Regions from separate parts of the Homo sapiens genome. Here region 2 is linked to region 1. The links are chromatin contacts, found by Hi-C or POLR2A ChIA-PET in ENCODE. All regions are on one chromosome and are shown on one strand. Each heading gives the region's core, a stretch centred on a gene start or an enhancer-like site at or near the end of the contact. The rest is flanking DNA. Distances are from core to core; before and after follow the strand shown. Region 1 holds the start of REX1BD (required for excision 1-B domain containing). Region 2 holds the start of NDUFA13 (NADH:ubiquinone oxidoreductase subunit A13).

Region 1 (6,497 bases), core at 777-3,276:
TCTCCACGAGCAGAACCCACCCCCTGCCCTCCAAGGATGTTCAGGAAAAAACAGAGGCACCCAGAAAGGCAGTGCCCGGGTAGAACCACGAGGGGCAGTGCTTTGTGTAGGAAGAGTCCGAAATTCAGTTTAGAGGCTCTCTCAGAAAGGAGACAGCAGGCAGGCCAGAGGCAGTGCTGAGCGCGATGTGGGCGTGGCCTGGGAACAACAGTGACGTCTTAGCCAGGCATTGGCCGTAGGGGTGGGTTAGGTTGCGCCTCATGGTCCCAGGGACGGGGACCCAGGATAAAAGTAGGCCAAAAAGCCTGGACGCGGTGGCTCACGCCTGAAATCCCAGCACTTCGGGAAGCAGAAGAGGGCGGATCGCTTGAGACCAGGAGTTCGAGACCAGCCTTGCCCATATGGCACAACCCCGTCTCTACTAAAAAAAATACAAAATACAAAAATTATGCCTGTAATCCCAGCTACTCAGGAGGCTGAGGCAGGAGAATCGCTTGAATCTGGGAGGCGGAGGTTGCCGTTAGCCGAGATCGCGCCATTGCACTCTAGCCTGGGTGAGAGAGCAAGAGAGCAAGAGCCTGTCTTAAAAAAAAAAAAAAAAAAAAAAAACACCAGAAAGAAAAAGGCCAAAGAGACGCTGAGACGGGTCGCTCATGGGGGGCGTGGCCTAGGAATTCCAGTCACACACGGTTGCAGGGCCGAGCAGGCGGATCGCAAGAGAGAAATAGGCAAAGAACTAAAGCTGTGATGGAGGAATAATACGGAGGAGGCGTGGCCTGGGACCCCCCTCGCCTGTATCTACGGGAGGTTGAGGGTGGGACCCTAGACGCGGAACAACCAGAGTGGGTGGAGCATTGTTGGGGCGGGATCTGGGCATCTTGGAATAGCATTTAGGCGGAGCTGGGAGAAAGCGGGAGTGCTCTGGGAATAAGGACAAAACTTGGGAAAAAAATTGGGGATGAACAGCAGAGGGCAAGGTCCGAGAATCCCCAAGTGAAGCCTTAATAGAGGATTGGGGTGGGACAGGAAGGGGTGAGGTCTGTGTATGGGATACTGGGACCACCCCCCAACCAGGGGTGCGTCATGAGAGGAGCCGGCCAGGGTCCTAGAGACACGGCGGGGAAGGGGTGGTGGCCTCACCGTGCCCAGCCGCGTCTGCTCCAGCTCCTGCAGGCTGCGCACGTGGCCGGCGAGCAGCGGCTGCCTGCGAGGCCCGCCCAGCTCTGCTTCCACCGCCAGCACCTCCCGCGAGGCGGCGGCGAAGGCCTGGGTCACCCCGTGCACTGTGCTCCGGTAGCGCGCGAAGTCGTAGTCAGGGCCGCTGCGCAGGTACTGGCGGTGGCCTCTGCGGCATGTGGGGACCCTGAGGCCGCGCCCCCAGGCTCTCAGGCCCTGCACCGGCGCCAACCACCTGAAAGGCCCCCAGGAAGTGTCCCCAGACACCAGAGGGGAGGACTGGTAGGTAGGAAGGACGCTTCCTGACTCCCGCAGGGGAACGCGAGACAGGCCCACCCCTGCTCTTGGGGAGGAGAGAGAAGCCACGAAGAGTGAGTCGTCGGGTAGTGGGGACGTGCTGTGGGGCCTTTTTCGTGAAGGTGAGGACCCGGTGCCCCGAAATCCCCGCCCCATCTGACTCTGCAGCCACACAAGGACCCAGCTCCTCCTCCAGGCACGCCCGCCGAGAACACGCCCACGCCCGGAGCGGGCGGGGGACCGAACCCTGAGCCCCTCCGCGCCCCCACTCACTCCTCCAGTCGGCGGAAGCCCTGCGCGCGCTCAGCCTGCAGCTGGTGGATGCGCTGCACCAGCGTCCGGATCGGGGCGTCTTTCTGCGGGACAGGGGGCACGGCTGGGGCATGAAGCCCGCGCCCCTGGGTCTGCGCCGCCCGCCCCGCGCCCGTTCCCGCTTGGGCCTGGGCTCACCCAGGGCCACGCCGGCTCCTCGCGTCCCCGAGCTTCGGTGGCCTCCTCAGCAGCAGGCACTGCAGGGACCGTAGGCTCCGCCGCGGTCTCGGTGATCATGACTGCGCAGCCCTGGCCAGGCTCCGGAGCAGGCCCTTCCGCTGCGCCCGACGCCCCCTACAGGCCGGGAGGTCCACGGACCCCCTACCCTGCGGCCGGCCAGCCAGAAGGAAGAAAGGGGAACCAAGACCGCGGGCCGCCCAGTCAAGCCCACCCTTCTTGTTCCCGTCCAGGGCCCGCCTCCGATCGTGTTTTTCCTTGATTGTGCGGCTCTGAATACAGAACAGCTGTTAGCCTTGAGTTCGTTCCTATGCTTGTATCTCAACACCGACTTCCACTTGAAGCGGGTACTGAGCGTGGGTTTTGACGTTCAAGAGTGTTAAGTAAGCCTGGGCAACCTAGGGAGGCCCGATCTCTACAGAAAAACCAATTAGCCCGACATGGTGGCTCCCGCCTCCAGTCCCAGCTACTCGGGAGGCTGAGGTGGGAGGATTACATGAGCCCGGGAGTTGGGGGCTGCCATGAGCTATGACCATGCCACTGCACTCCAGCCGGAGCCACAGTGAGTCTGCCTCAAAAAAAGTGCAGTGGCTGGAACTCCACCAACATTAACAGAGATTCACTGGCTCTTCAGAGAATCACAGGGGTGAAGACAAGATTCAGTGACAGGGACGGTGTCAACAGCCCACCGAGTTGAATTGGGTGTCTTGTGTAATAGCCCTGAGCCTGGAGCATAGCAGGGGCCAGAACGACCTCAAAGTACAGAGGAGGCCTTGGAGCTTCCTGCTGGAGGGATACATGGGCTAGACAGAGCTTTGGAAAGCTTCCTCCTCCAGGGGCCCAGCCGGAGGAGCAGGAAGATGCTGGTAGCCTGACTTAGTGAAGAGGGACCAGCTCAGGTATGGGGTGACAGACACCAGCCTTTAAGGGGGAAGGGACTAGGCTGTTAGTGAGTTGGGAGTTTTTCTTGCCGATGGGTTCGTGGTCTCGCTAACTTTGAAGAATGAAGCTGTGGACCTTCGCGGTGTGTGTTACAGATCAAAAAGAGTCCACGGACCAGGAGAGTGAGCAGCAGGGCAGTTTATTGAACAAAGCGAAAGGAAAGCTTCCACATGCTGGAAGGGGACCCGGAAGGGTTGCCGTTGCTGGCTCCGGTGGCTAGGGCTCATATCCCTATGTTACCCCTCCCCTTTCTTTTTGTCCATTGAGAGTGGTTCTTTTTTCAATCCTCCTCTGGAGTGTTTTTTTTTTTTGTTTTTTTTTTTTTTTTTTTTTAGTGAGACAGAGTCTCGCTCTGTCGCCCAGGCTGCAGTGCAATGGCACGATCTCGGCTCACTTCAAGCTCTGCCTCCCGGGTTCACGCCATTCTCCTGCCTCAGCCTCCCCAGTAGCTGGGACCACAGGCGCCCGCCACCACACCCGGCCAATTTTTTGTATTTTTAGTAGAGGCAGGGTTTCACCGGGTTAGCCAGGATGGTCTCAATCTCCTGACCTCGTGATCCGCCCGCCTCGGCCTCCCAAAGTGCTGGGATTACAGGCGTGAGCCACCGCGCCCGGCCTGGAGTGGTTAATTCTGAATCCTTCACTCGATTGGTTAAGAACTCAAAACACTGAGTCACAGGGGTCTTCTGTGAAAGTCCCCAAACCTGCCCAGTAAATCCTGCCAACTCCACCCCTCAGTCCCCTCTCTCAACAGGAGAGCCCAACTGCTGTTGGGGTGTGGGAGGATGACCACTCTAATTGCTTCCTGCTGAATAGGGGCATAGAAGGGGTTCTGTAGCTGAGGTTTCCTCGTGAGAGGTGGTTTGGGTGTCAACGTCCGGGTATGGGCCGGCAGGCTGGTTTAGGGGTCCTTGATAATAGGTGCTGGTTGAAGTCATCTGAGGTTCCATCTGCAGTAACATTTCTAGTTTCATTGATTCTATTCAGGAAGAAACGAAAGGATGAAGGAACTGAAAAGACATGGGCCAAAGGTTACTCCTAGAATAATCATAAGGAAGGGACCTAAAAATGGAAGAAGCCAGTGGAGAACAGGCTGTGAGAACCCTGAGGTAGTTTCGGTTGTCCCACCATGTAGTCTGCTAGCTCTATCCTGAAGTCATTTAATTCCATCTCTCACTATGCCTGATTTATTGACATAAAAACAACATTCCTTGTTCAGAAAAAGGCATGTTCCTCCCCTTTCGGCAGTGAGGAGATTGGAGATCTAGTGCTCACTGGTTCTGGAGAACCACAGCTGCTAATGAGTCTATTTGGTCCTGGATTTGAGTAAGTTGGAGAGAGATTTCATCTAGGCTGTGAGTCCACTTCCTAGGTGGTAGTAAATCCTAAACCAGCCAATAGAGGAAGTAGTGAGATTGCTCTCGGCTGAAGCTTAGCATGAATGGGCACAGCTACTGCCTCTTCTGAAAAGGAATAAGTCACAGGAGGTACTATGTAGGCTAAAGTACAAGTTCCTGTCCAGTTGGTGGGGAGGCAAATATAGAAGGATCTTCCACACACAAAGAAAACTCCTTATCAGGGTTCTATACACCCCTGTAGCTGAAAACTCATAAGGGCTGTGGTCAGTCTAAATTCATTTCTCATTCCCATGATTTGAGGGTTCAGGACAAATGGGCCACTCCTAGCAGTTGGAGCTGAATAGAATTTGCCAAGGACGTATTATGGGGTTCCTGTAAGGCAAACCGGTGGCTAGCTGCATTAAGAAAAACTCTCGGCTGGGTGCAGTGGCTCACGCCTGTAATCCCAGCACTTTCGGAGGCCAAGGCTGGTGGATCACGAGGTCAGGAGATCAAGACCATCCTGGCTAACATGGTGAAACTCCATCTCTACTAAAAATACAAAAAATTAGCTGGGTGTGGTGGTGGGCGCCTGTAGTCCCAGCTACTCGGGAGGCTGAGGCAGGAGAATGGTGCAAACCTGGGAGGCGGAGCTTGCAGTGAGGGAGATCGCGCCACTGCACTCCAGCCTGGGCGACAGAGCGAGACTCCATCTCAAAAACAAAACAAAACAACAACAACAAAAAGAAAAACTCGCGCACCCCAGACAGGAAGCAGGAAGCAATGGGGTTTTTTTAACCCTTTGCCTGTGAGAGAGGAACCAAGTCCCAGGAGGGGGATATCCTGGGCAAAAGGAAGTCTGCCCCAGCAGTAATTGCTTGTTGTTTTGGCCTCTGGTGGGGGAATTATTTGGCTTGGGGTGGTAAATCTTAAGGGATAGGTGACTGAAATAGGGTTTCCAAGGAACTCATGTTTATTTCCACAAAACATTGGGGTGCCAGTAGTCGTACTGTAAGAATTAGAATATTTGAACTCTATATCCAAGGCAAGCTATAGTTGCAGCCAGCCACGTGTCCCACACCTTGTGATCATGGGAACACTTGATGGGAGATACAAAGGAGTGGAGGCGAAGAGAAGGAGGTTATTGTGCCCACAGAACCTATGATTGGGATAGCTGATAGAGCGAATTGTCGGAGAATGGCGGCGGCTGCTTTTAAGGCTGCTTGAGCCCTGTCAGGGAAATTGGACCTATCACTAGGATGAAAAAATCCTGGACCCTTAGAAGTGTTAGCTATGTATGAGGCCTCAGAGCTTTCCACCCATATGTTGAGGGGGGCCGGAACTGCTGTATATAAGGGGGAAATTAGGGTTCATGCAAACCCAACAGGATGAGTTACTCTGATTGGGAAGTGCTTCAAATAAAAACCTGGAGGACATGTTTATAATTCCCTCAAGGTAGGCCGGGCACGGTGGCTCACGCCTGTAATCCCAGCACTTTGGGAGGCTGAGGAGGGCAGATCACGAGGTCAGCAGATCGAGACCACGGTGAAACCCCGTCTCTACTAAAAATACAAAAAATTAGCCAGGTGTGGTGGTGGGCGCCTGTAGTCCCAGCTACTTGGGAGGCTGAGGGAGGAGAATGGTGTGAACCCGGAAGGCAGAGCTTGCAGTGAGCCGAGATCACGTCACTGCACTCCAGCCTGGGCGACAGAGCGAGACTCTGTCTCAAAAAAAAAAAAAAAAAATAATAATAATAATAATAATTCCCTCAAGATTAGGGGAAGACATTGAGCGGGGAAAGGTTAAGACTTGGGCAAAGGCAAGGAATGTTAGGATGTTAGAGTACATTCTGTTTTTAAAACAAGAACTGAGGTAGAACTTATGAGCACTGATTAATTTTCCTTCTGAAAGAGGATACATAAGTCTTCCAATGGCTCGTGGGTGTAAGAAGGTTTGTCTGGCTGACTCTTAGATTCCCAAGCTAATGATTCTGCGGGTTTTTCAGGCTGTATCCAAGGTTTGATTCAGGTGTGATGGATCCAAGACTCCACTCCAATCACCTTGACTGCAGTTGGAGTGGAGAGGATAACCAAATATGGTCCTTCCCACGATGGATCTAGGGATGGGGAGGTAGAGGGGAGGGACTTGACTAATACTAGATCCCTGGGATGGAACGATGCTTTTCCCTTTTCTCGGTGGCATCCCTCGGGTAATGTCTTTAGGATTTGCTGGTACCTAGCCAAAGAAGTTATGTCC
Region 2 (6,045 bases), core at 3,012-5,511, 930 kb before region 1:
ACTAACTTTTGTATTTTTAGTAGAGACAGGGTTTTGCCATGTTGGCCAGGTTGGTCTCCAACTCCTGAGCTCAGGTGATCCATCCGCTTTGTCCTCAAAGGGCTGAGATTACAGGCATGAGCCACCGCTCACAGCCATTAAATTGGACAGACTTTAAATGGGTGAGTTGTGTGGTATGGTATTGGAACCTCAATAAATATATTAAAGACACAAGATGAAAAGGAAAGGGCTGCCTGCTAGGCTCAGGAGGGAGTGGGGACAGGAGAACTGGGTGTGGGAGATAGTGGAGGAGGTGGGGTGAAGTCACTTCAGAAGCGGCATGGATTAAAAGGGGCCTGAGCCAGCCGGGCGCAGTGGCTCATGCCTGTAATCCCAGCACTTTGGGAGGTTGAGGTAGGTGGATCATGAGGTCAGGAGATCGAGACCATCCTTGCAGTGAGCTGAGATCGCGCCACTGCACTCCAGCCTGAGTGACAGAACAAGACTCTGTCTCAAAAAAAAAAAAAAAAAAAAAGAGAACAAAAAGCAGCCTGAGCCAGCCCATCATGTCCTGGGACGCTGGCAGTGAGTGAATGGCTGACCCAGGCAGACAGAAGGGAGTGGGTGCCAGGCTTGGGGCCACCAGGCCTTGGACAGGAGCACAGAAGGTAGGTCTGGTGGGAAGGCCACTGTGGACCATGGCTCAGGAGAGGCAGGAGAGGAGGACAGAGGGAGAGGAGGCAGGGCCTGTGTGTTTGCTCTTTTTCTGCAGAGCAGGCTTCTTCTCAGAGGTCCTCCTGGCACATCCTGGCTTAAGTGGGCCCAGGTTATCCCAGGCCTCACCAACAACTAGAAATCCTGGCATGATGTGTTGTATCTCTTCAGCTCAGCTGTGAGCGCTTGGGGACAGGGCCCGGAACCATGTGCTCACTCAACAATGAAAGCAGGGCCATAAACAAAGAGCACACCAGCATAGGGGTATCCTCCTCACTCCTCCACCGGGAAAGGCTGGGGTGGGTGTGTATGTGCTGTAACAAAAGTCCACACCATTAGGAGACACAACCCCAGGCAGTGGTATTTAGGGCACTGTCTGGCACAGGGGGGGCCACTGCTCTGTGGTGAACTGGGAGAGGACCAGGGTATTTATACAAAAATGAGATGCTGGAAGCAGGGAGCTCAGGGAGCCTCCAGGCCTGAGGTCCTTCTGTGGCCTGGTCTGGCTGCAGGTCACACAGGTGCATATTTGGAAACAGACCTTGTGCTGCACACCTGAAGGGGTGGGGTAGCCCAGGTTACACCGGAGAAGAATGAGACTCGGCCAGGCGTGGTGGCTCATGCCTGTAATACCAGCACTTTGGGCGGCTGAGGCAGGGGGACCACCTGAGGTCAGGAGTTCGAGACCAGCCTGGCCTACATGGTGAAACCCTGTCACTACTAAAAATACAAAAAAAAAAAAAAAAATAGGCCGGGCCCAGTGGCTCACACCTGTAATCCCACCACTTTGGGAGACCAAGGCGGGCAGATCATCTGAGGTCAGGAGTTTGAGACCAGCCTGACCAACATGGAGAAACCCCATCTCTACTAAAAATACAAAAAATTAGCTGTGCATGGTGGCACATGCCTGTAATCCTAGCTATTCGGGAGGCTGAGACAGGAGAATCGCTTAAACCTGGGAGGCAGAGGTTGCGGTGAGCCAAGATTGCACCATTGCACTCTAGCCTGGGCAATAAAAGTGAAAACTCCATCTCAAAAAAAAAAAAAAAAAAAAAAAAAAAAATCGCAGGGCATGGTGGCGCCCACCTGTAATCCCAGATACTAGGGAGGCCGAGGGAGGAGAATCGCTTGAACCTGGGAGGCACAGGTTGCAGTGAGCCGAGATCACGCCACTGCACTCCAGCCTGGGTGACAGAGCAAGACCTGGTCTAAAAAAAAAAAACACACACACAAAAAACAACAACCAAAAAACAAACAACGCCAGGCGTGGTGGGTCGTGCCTGCAATATTAGCACTTTGGGAGGCCGAGGTGGGTGGATAACCTGAGGTCAGGAGTTCGAGACCAGTCTGACCAATATGGTGAAACCCCATCTCTACTAAAAATACAAAAATTAGCCGGATGTGGTGGCATCCAACTGTACTCCCAGCTACTCGGGAGGCTGAGACAGGAGAATTGCTTGAACCCAGGAGGTGGAGGTTGCAGTGAGCCAAGATCGGGCCACTGCACTCTAGCCTGGGTGACAGAATGAGACTCTGTCTCAAAAAATAAAAAAGAAAGAAAGAAAAGAAAAAAGAAAAATGAGGAAATAGAATGCATTATATTCCTCCAATGTGTTCTGGGACAGCACTCATGGGCCAGATCTAGCCTGAAGCCTCTTTTTTTTTTTTTTAATTTTTGGTAGAGGTGGGGGTCTCACTATGTTGCCCAGGCTGGTCACAAACTCCTGGGCTCAAGCCATCCTCCCGCTTCAGCCTCCCAAAGTGTGGGGATTACAGGCATGAGCCACCTGGCTCACAGGCAATCTGTTTTTGTAGAGCCCCCAGGCTAAGAACACTTTCCATTTGTAAATGGTTGTCTCAGTAACTGAAACTTTCTGGCCAGCCAAACCCAAAATACTTGTCATCTGTCCCTTTTATAGAAAAAGTCTGCCAATCTCAGTTCTGGGATACAAGAAAAACAAGAGGAGGTTGGCCGCGGTGGCTCATGCCTGTAATTCCAGCACTTTGGGAGGCTGAGGCTGGAGGATCACTTGAGCCCAGGAGTTTGAGACCAGCCTGGTCAACATAGCTGCACCCTGTCTCTACAAAAAGTAGAAATAAAAAATAAAAAAACCAAGAAGGGGCTGGGGAGGACTTTTCACCTCACACTGATTTTTCTACTGTCTGAATTATTACGTTTTTAATTACCATGCTCATTTTTGTGTGTGTGTTAAAATTGAGGAATAATGTGCATAACATGTAATTTAAATGTAAAGTTTGATTTGTTAAGAGACATGCATTCTGCCGAGCACGGTAGCTCATGCCGATAGTCCCATCACTTTGGGAAGCCGAGGTGGGTGGATCACTTGAGCCCAGGACTTCGAGACCAGCCTGGGCAAGATGGCGAGATCCCATCTCTATAGAAAATACAGAAAGCTGGGCGCATGCTTGTAATCCCAGCTTCTCAGGAGGCTGGGGTGGGAGGATGGCTTGAGCCCAGGAGGCGGAGGTTGCCAAGAAATCACTCCAGCCCAGGCAACAGAACCATACCGTCTTAAAAAAAAAAAAAGAAATGTATGTATTCACTCTTAGATTACGTTTAAAAGTTTCTATTTGTCTGTTAACCTGGGGACTGAGTATGGGCGCCTTTTAAGTTCTCTTTTTCAATTTTCTGTGCTGAGCCCGATAACAAAATTTAACGTGTTACTTAAACATTTGAAAACTTTACGCCGGGCATGGTGGCTCACGCCTGTAATCCCAGCACTTTGGGAGGCCGAGGTGGGCGGATCATCCGAGGTTGGGAGTTCGAGACCACCCTGACCAACATGGAGAAACCCCGTCTCTACTAAAAACACAAAGTTAGCCAGGCGTTGTGGCACATGCCTGTAATCCCAGCTACTCAGGAGGCTGAGGCAAGAGAATCGCTTGAACCCAGGAGGCGGAGGTTGCGGTGAGCCGAGATGGCGCCATTGCACTCCAGCCTGGGCAACAAGAGCAAAACTCCGTCTCAAAAAAAAAAAATTGAAAATTTAAAGAATATGGATTCCTGTGACACCATGCAGGCGGGGGCTGCCAGCAGGGAACCACTGCATAGAACATCTTGTAAATTCCCTCCAGGTTCCGGGTTGCGGCCTCAGCTTTGCCTTGGGGAGCCGCGGCCTTCTTTGGGCCTCAGTTTCCCCATCTTAGAAATCCAAGGGTGGCTGAGGGCCAGAGCACAGGCTATGACTCAGTTTAACCCACTGTAAAACGTAAATAACTAGAGGGACCGATTTCCTGGGCTGTTACGAGAAGGAAGAGGAGCTGGGAAAGACCTCAACAAACTGCAGCACTTAGCGTTATTACAGAAGCTATGATGGATCCCCGGGCTCCGCCTCCGGTCACACCGCCGGGAAAACTGAGGCCCGCCTGTGTCCCCGGAACCCCGCCCCCGAGCCCCGAGTGCCCAGACTCTGAGACCCCGGCGCAGAGTGATACTGACCCGACAGTCCTCGACGCGGCAAGTTCCGTTTGTAGTCGATGGGCCCATAGCCCCCCGGCGGAGGCATGTCCTGCTTCACCTTTGACGCCGCCATACTCGCAGTATCCCACACTTCCGGTCCCGGGCGGAAGTGACTTACTGCCACCGCCATGATGAGTGTGGCGGAAGCACTTGAGATGGTCCGCGGCACGGCTAGGAAGTCCCGGACAGTAGTGTAACTATCCGACCGCGCGGGAAAGCTCTGGCGGCGGACCCTGGGTAGGAATGCGCTGCCGGGCTGCAGCTGAGGGGTCTTTACTCCTCTTTTGCCCAGACAGGGCGTGACTCGCCTTGGTTCTTGCATTATAGGCCCTCGCGTTCACCTTGCCTCTGGGGTGTTGCGCAGGCCAGTCAGAAACTCCGAGCTCTCAAAGGAGCCAGGTGCCCCAGTTAAGGCCCCTTTTCCCGTTTTCGCCCCGTCTAGGGACTCTACGCGAAGCCCAGGGCTCCACGTAGTCACGGGCTGGGTACATGATGTTGGGGGGCAGCTGCTGCTCGAAGTCGGACTCACCCCAATCCCTGGAACGGATTCTGCTCCCTGGTGGTGATGGGTATCCCTTGCTAGTGGCCTCTCATCGGAAACTGACCATTCAGGATGATTATGAGTCACAAAGCAGGGAGGCTAGGGTGGCCCCGGGGCGGGGTCCCGGACCCCCACCCTAAGGCGGAGTGACGCCCGCAGTCACTTCACAAGGCAAAAATTGTTACGGGGCAATAAAAGGCACAACAGCGGCCAATGTCTGGCAGTGGGCACATGGGGGTGCGGGGGTGTAGGTGCCAAGCGCCATGGCTTAGACCCGAGATTGGAGTCCGGCCGCCCCCCGACAGCAGCCGCCTCCTGCCCCCCGTGCGCCCTAGGCGCCACCATGTCGGGAGACAAACTTCTGAGCGAACTCGGTTATAAGCTGGGCCGCACAATTGGAGAGGGCAGCTACTCCAAGGTGAAGGTGGCCACATCCAAGAAGTACAAGGGTACCGTGGCCATCAAGGTGGTGGACCGGCGGCGAGCGCCCCCGGACTTCGTCAACAAGTTCCTGCCGCGAGAGCTGTCCATCCTGCGGGGCGTGCGACACCCGCACATCGTGCACGTCTTCGAGTTCATCGAGGTGTGCAACGGGAAACTGTACATCGTGATGGAAGCGGCCGCCACCGACCTGCTGCAAGCCGTGCAGCGCAACGGGCGCATCCCCGGAGTTCAGGCGCGCGACCTCTTTGCGCAGATCGCCGGCGCCGTGCGCTACCTGCACGATCATCACCTGGTGCACCGCGACCTCAAGTGCGAAAACGTGCTGCTGAGCCCGGACGAGCGCCGCGTCAAGCTCACCGACTTCGGCTTCGGCCGCCAGGCCCATGGCTACCCAGACCTGAGCACCACCTACTGCGGCTCAGCCGCCTACGCGTCACCCGAGGTGCTCCTGGGCATCCCCTACGACCCCAAGAAGTACGATGTGTGGAGCATGGGCGTCGTGCTCTACGTCATGGTCACCGGGTGCATGCCCTTCGACGACTCGGACATCGCCGGCCTGCCCCGGCGCCAGAAACGCGGCGTGCTCTATCCCGAAGGCCTCGAGCTGTCCGAGCGCTGCAAGGCCCTGATCGCCGAGCTGCTGCAGTTCAGCCCGTCCGCCAGGCCCTCCGCGGGCCAGGTAGCGCGCAACTGCTGGCTGCGCGCCGGGGACTCCGGCTAGAAGCCGGGTGGTTCCAGCCATTCCTGCAGCCAAGGGCACTGGGCCAGGGCGGCGCACGCGCAAGAGGCGCGCTTCGAGGGAATATGCGAAGCTGCCGCGTGCTGCTGCACATGCGCTTTTTCCCTTCCGCTTCCCTCCCTTTCTTCCCACGGGGGAGTCCGCAGT

The links. A loop is a pair of places that touch in the nucleus more often than their neighbours do. ChIA-PET counts read pairs that join two places held with the same protein, here RNA polymerase II (POLR2A). Pooled maps may share reads with other maps.
Region 2: a loop to region 1 is called in a pooled map, with 5 times the contacts of the local background. The contact joins the promoter of NDUFA13 here to the promoter of REX1BD in region 1. A Hi-C loop is called at or near these places in 2 of 50 pooled maps. POLR2A ChIA-PET finds 5 or more read pairs at or near these places in 2 of 52 experiments (WTC11 and activated naive CD8-positive, alpha-beta T cell).

What each region holds. Positions count from the first base shown.
Region 1 is chr19:18,584,327-18,590,823 of GRCh38, reverse strand. REX1BD (required for excision 1-B domain containing) reads right to left here and starts at 2,026. Exons shown (of 5, transcript NM_001100418.2): 1 at 1,924-2,026; 2 at 1,747-1,829; 3 at 1,141-1,411. The coding sequence starts at 2,022. RefSeq lists a silencer at 1,679-2,198.
Region 2 is chr19:19,514,441-19,520,485 of GRCh38, reverse strand. NDUFA13 (NADH:ubiquinone oxidoreductase subunit A13) reads right to left here and starts at 4,261. Exons shown (of 5, transcript NM_015965.7): 1 at 4,154-4,261. The coding sequence starts at 4,247. It overlaps TSSK6 (testis specific serine kinase 6), which reads left to right and starts at 4,938. Exons shown (of 1, transcript NM_032037.4): 1 at 4,938-6,045. The coding sequence starts at 5,059. The coding sequence ends at 5,880. RefSeq lists an enhancer at 4,083-4,362 and a silencer at 4,573-4,692.